Regions from separate parts of the Homo sapiens genome. Here region 1 is linked to region 2. A link is a loop called in an ENCODE intact Hi-C map of the cell type or tissue named here. Cell type or tissue: Calu3. All regions are shown on one strand.

Region 1 (2,500 bases), 510 kb before region 2:
CCGCTGCTCTGTAAATCCAGGCCGGGCTTTCTGTCTCACCCGGGTGACTTTTTTTTTTTTTTTTTTTTTTAATGTGCCAGGAATTCCTCTCCCACGTGGGGTGGACTCCGAGGTACTCAATTAAGCAGCCAATGAAAAGTCAGCTCTCCGGTAGCAAATGACCCTGACACTTCTTGTAACATAAACAGTTGAAACGTTTCCAATTAGAACTGGAGACAGAGACGTTTGAACTCTTTCTCTCGACTCCCCTCCTTCTTTAAAATAATTGTCAAGCCTTTGGACGGGGTGTTGTATACATGTTTTTTATTTTCTTTTCTCTTTCTCCAGCATAAAAGACATGTATTTTTCTCCTTGTTTTTCCTAATTTGTGGGGTGGCATGTTGGGGCGGGGTGGGGGGGTGCGGGGAGATAGCGGTGGTAAGCTTAAAGGGATGTTGGCCTGGTTCCTTACCTCCCTGCCCCCTTCCTGCTCAGGGTTCAGGCAGCCGGTGAGAGCGGGGAGTGACGCTGGGTGAGGAGTGAGTGGGAGCTACAGGCAGGAGAGGCCTGTTCTCCCAAAGCCAGGCTCTCAGAAAGGGCTGGGCATGAATGAATGAATGAATGCCTTTTCTTCAGCAAAAACTTGCACGTATCCAGCTTGCGTAAGCAAAGGGGTCGCTGAGGTTGGCCATTAAACTGGCTGCCCTGGATTCGAATCCTGACCCTCTGCCCAGCTTGGGGCAAATGATTGAGCTTTCTCAGCCTCTCTTTTTTGCTCTATAAAATGGGGTCCCCAGCCAAACTGCTTCCCTCGGGAGTGAGGTAAGGGAGAGGAGAGCGCTGCCTGGGTAGCAGTGCCCTGCCTTGTACCTAGTGAGCGCTCAAGCGCTGTTCTTCCTGACTGCGTAGCGTGGTTCTACCGCCCGGCTCTGCGGAGGAGGCGGCGCTCTGCAAAACCGCGTCGGGGACACGCAGCCGCGAACTCCTCCAGCGTGCCGGGCTCGGCCCTGGCGCTGGGGCTCACAGGTGAACTCGACGTGGGTCTGCCCTGCTGGAGCGCTCTGGCTCGTGTGGTCACCGGGGGGCGTGGACGTCGGGGCAGGAGGGACACCCGGGCGAGAGACAGAGCTGCTGTCCTTTTCTGTACACAATCTTCGGAAGACCCGACCTGGGGGCCCCGCGGCTTCTCGGCCGCCTGCTGGCGGGCGCCGTCGGAGCCAGTCCAGAGGGAGACTGAGAGGGAGGCCCGGCGAGGCGCCGCGTCCCTGGCATCTTGAAGGCATTGTGTTTAATAAATCCGAGCGAGACGCACACCCGCTCTCATCCCCCTCTCCTCTCAGCTCCCAAATCGAGACCTGCTGTAGGACCCCCAGTTTACGGGGTCTTAAAACCCCCTCTACTTTGAGTAGCAGCTTCAAAGAGCTCCCTTTAAAGTTCGCCCCCTCCCCCGCCCCCACGTCCCCTTTCACAGGCCACCCCTCCTCCACCACTCCTTCTAGACTTCTGGAGGACGACGACAACAAAACACTAAATGCAAGTTTAAAGGGGGGAGGGGAAAGTCTTCAGGCTTCCTCCAGAACGTGGGCTGTGGAAGTGACCTGTTTCAGGCGTGCGCAGGAGTCGCCACACCGTAGAGTTTGGGTTTTCTTTTTCTTTCTTTTTTTTCCTCTTTTCTTTTCCTTCTTCTTTTTTTTTTTTTTTTTTTTTGTTTGTGTGTGTGTTTTTACCTTTTATTATTTAAATTGATACGTTTCATTACTAGGGAGAAAAATAAAATATTCCTTTGATACACAAAATCAAATTGATATTTAGCCTCTGCTTACTTTTTTATGCATGGCTCCTTTATACCACATGGTAGTGACAGATTGTTTGAGCTGGAAGGAAAAGCCATTCAAAGCTAATTAAGCAGCCATTCCAAGCACTATTTGCAAGCGGGAGGCTCAGAAGCCTCGGCATTTGTCAGCGCTCCCCCACCCCGCGTGGTTTTGACTGACAGCTCTGGCCGCGGACTGACAGGGCCCAGCAGCTCCGCCAATCAGCAACGAAGAGCCCCTTCGGCGGTCCGTGATTGGTGACTCGCACCTTGCTCGGAGGCGTGGTCGGCGTCCCCCACGTGGGGCTGGAGCGAGAAATGGGCGGGGCGAGTAAGAAGCGGGTGCGCCCACCCGTGACGTAAGGGGGAGGGCAGAGAAGGGGGAGGGGGAAAGGAAGCGCCAAAGAGGAGCCATTTTGTTTCTAATGAATGCTGCGGCCAGATGCTCGCATCTGTCGAGCCGGGCTTCTCCCTCCCCCGTCTTCGGTGCGCGCCGAAACACGATTTATGTTTTTATTTAGGAGAATAAATAAATGAAGAGGGGAGCGCGGTTCGGGGCTGGCGGCCGGAGCGGGCGCGGGGAGGTTCAGTTCTGAGGCGGGTGCTCACGTGTAACTCCCCGCGCTCCGGCCTCCGAGCGCCCGCTAGCTCTCAGCTCCTCATTAAGATGCAAAAGCGAACCTCCGGCTCCTAATGAGGGGAAAATAT
Region 2 (2,500 bases):
ATCCACCCCAACCTGGGAGCCGTGGCAGCCCGGCCTGGAGGAGAAGTCTCCAGGCATCAAGATGTGTTCGGAGCCCCTCAGCACAGCCTCTCTGGGCGTCTTTCTGCTCCAGCTATGGCCCAGCAATGAGGACTGGTGACTATGGCACAGACAGCCCCTGAGGCAGCCCTGGCCTTCACCAGGCTATAAGCGCTCTCTCTATCGCCCTCCCAGTAGCGGACCAAAGGTGAACCTGGATGTGACCCTGCAGAGCCTGAAGGAGAACTGAGCTGGTGCAGCCTGTCCCCAGGGAGGCCCTCTGGCCAGCGTGCCTGGCTCCCCTCCCTGCCCCATGCCCTCCCACAGGCCCAGCCTTGGCCACTTGCAGCATTCAAGAATGCACGAGCCAATCCCTTGTGGCAAAGGGGAGGAAGTAGAGCCAGGGACAGATTGTTATAAATAGGCATGTCTGACTGAGAAGGTCACCGGCCAGGGCAAAACATGCCAGAAATTCTACAAGAGAGAGACAGACATAAATTATCTGAGCATCTCACCACCTCTCTCTTTCTCGGGGTGGAGAACAGGAGTGAGTTCCAAGACAGGGCAAGGGTAAGCAGGTGGCCACGGACATCCAGCCAGCAGCTGAAAAGGCTCTTCTATCGAAGAGGCACTTGTACATTGCATCTAGTTCTTAAAAAGGCTGGCTTTTCTTGGCACTCACAAGAGACTGGGGAGAGCCCCAGCTGGAAAGCAGGAGGGTCAAAGAGGCATAGTGAGCCCCTCCCAGCCCTTCTCTCTTTTCTAGCCCGTCTGCTCCTCAGCCTTGTCCTGCACCTAGCCTAGTGTGTCTCAGCAGGGGGAGGTTTTGCCCTCTGTCCTTTCCCAGGGGACATGTGGCAATGTCAAGAGACATTTTGGTTTCTCTGGACAATCAGGAGCGGGTGCTACTGGCATCTAGAGGGCAGAGGCCAGGGCTGCTGCTAAACATCCTACAACGCAGAGGATATTCCCCCACAACAAAGAACCATCCGGCCCCAATTGTTAACAATGCCAAGGTGAGAAACCCTGGCCTATCCCCTCTCAGGAACCCACTCCACCTCCAGACACCCTCCTCCTTCCCATTCATTTCCAAGGGCCCTGTCGAGGCAGCCGGAGCACACAAGTACTCATAGCTACGCAAATAGCAACTCCTTATTTGCTGTGTTTGCTCAGCCAATATTGACTTTGCAGCCTAACACTGGTGCTATTGAGCCGGGGTTATTCTCAATATTGTTTGAGCAGCATTAGAACAGCCTGTGATAACCGGCAGCAGAACAGGAAGCTGCGCCTCCCTCCTCAGTCTCCCCTGCCCCCCGCCGCACCCCCTCCGTGGGACGCTCCTGTAAAGACAGAGGAACCTGTGTGCTCATGGAGTCAAGCGGACCTAATGCCCGCTCCTCCGCTGAGCAAACACACCGAGGTTAGAGAGGGAGCGTGCTCTCTGGCTAAGTCAACACTCCAGGGAAGTTGGAGCAATTGAAAAAGGTTACTTGGGGAGGCTGTCCTTTGGGGTGGGGCCAGTGAAAAATGATGGTGAGGCAGTTCCAGGCTATCAGCCAAACCCTGCGGTTGGGCTCTGCAGGGAAAGGCTTGCAGGGACTGGAGCTCAGGGGCTCCAGGTGCCCAAGCAGACAGATGGTGACTCCATCCATCAGTCAAATACCCAGTAGGTGGGGGTCTAGTAGGGGCCAGTCGCTTACTGATTGGGACCAGAAGCTTAGAGTAGGAGGACCCTGTGGATAAGCTAATGCAGCCACCACGTGTTCATGAGGAAGACCGAGAAAACTAGCCTCTGCCTTGGAGCTTGTCTCACCAGCGCTGGCTGTGAGTTCACAACTGAGCACAACCCGCTCTGCAGGAAAGCACTCTCCCCGCCCACTGGGCTGAGGTCCCTTTAACAGATGCCAACATTGACTCTGCCACCATGAGAGTGGGCCCTAAAGCGTAGCCCAGGAGAGGGACTGCAGTGACCTCCATTCACATCCGGTGTGAGGATGGGTGGCAGGGTCTGAGTGTCTTCTCGGAGGGACAGAAGGAACGGGGAGAGAAACGAGTGGCCAGGCCTACACAAGCCCCTTGGGCAAGCAATAGAAGAGGAAGTCGCATCTCTTGCATCCCAGAGCTCACAGTCCAGAGGGAGAACCTGGAGGCACAGAAATGAAACCGTGCAACCAGCGTGGAATCAAGGCTCCCGTGTGAGTCTAAGGGGAGTCATGAGCACAGTCGTGTGCAACCTGCCCAACCACACCCCGCAGTTCTGCAGTGAGACCAGACAAGCCATGGAATATTCTGAGACGAGAAATCCACATGGAGTAATTGGGGTGGCTTTTCCTTGCCCACAAGTACAGCAAATGTAGGCTTAGCAGTACATTTGGATCTGGGCCCATGCCGTGTCTCCAGGTCAATATGAAACAAGTTGCCAGGATCATCAAGGGGGCATTCTAAAAATTAGCTCTAGCCAGCCCTAGTGGCCTGGGAGTAC

Evidence for each region. A loop is a pair of places that touch in the nucleus more often than their neighbours do. Peaks named below come from ENCODE experiments on the same cell type or tissue, not always from the same donor. Only the 100,000 strongest peaks of a DNase experiment are listed, where the experiment ranks them.
Region 1: a loop joins it to region 2, with 4 times the contacts of the local background. A loop is called at or near these places in 22 of 110 quality-filtered maps.

Annotation. Positions count from the first base shown.
Region 1 is chr15:70,099,251-70,101,750 of GRCh38, reverse strand. No RefSeq gene overlaps it. Among named protein-coding and RNA genes, the nearest start is that of TLE3, 2.6 kb to the right of the region's middle. RefSeq lists a silencer at 1,149-1,248 and an enhancer at 1,477-2,500. In Calu3, a CTCF peak has its summit at 1,130; DNase peaks (open chromatin) are centred at 80, 1,030 and 2,040.
Region 2 is chr15:69,593,519-69,596,018 of GRCh38, reverse strand. The region is part of intron 1 of PCAT29 (prostate cancer associated transcript 29); the gene reads right to left. Among named protein-coding and RNA genes, the nearest start is that of PCAT29, 2.6 kb to the right of the region's middle. In Calu3, no CTCF peak of the experiment used is centred here; DNase peaks (open chromatin) are centred at 368 and 1,408.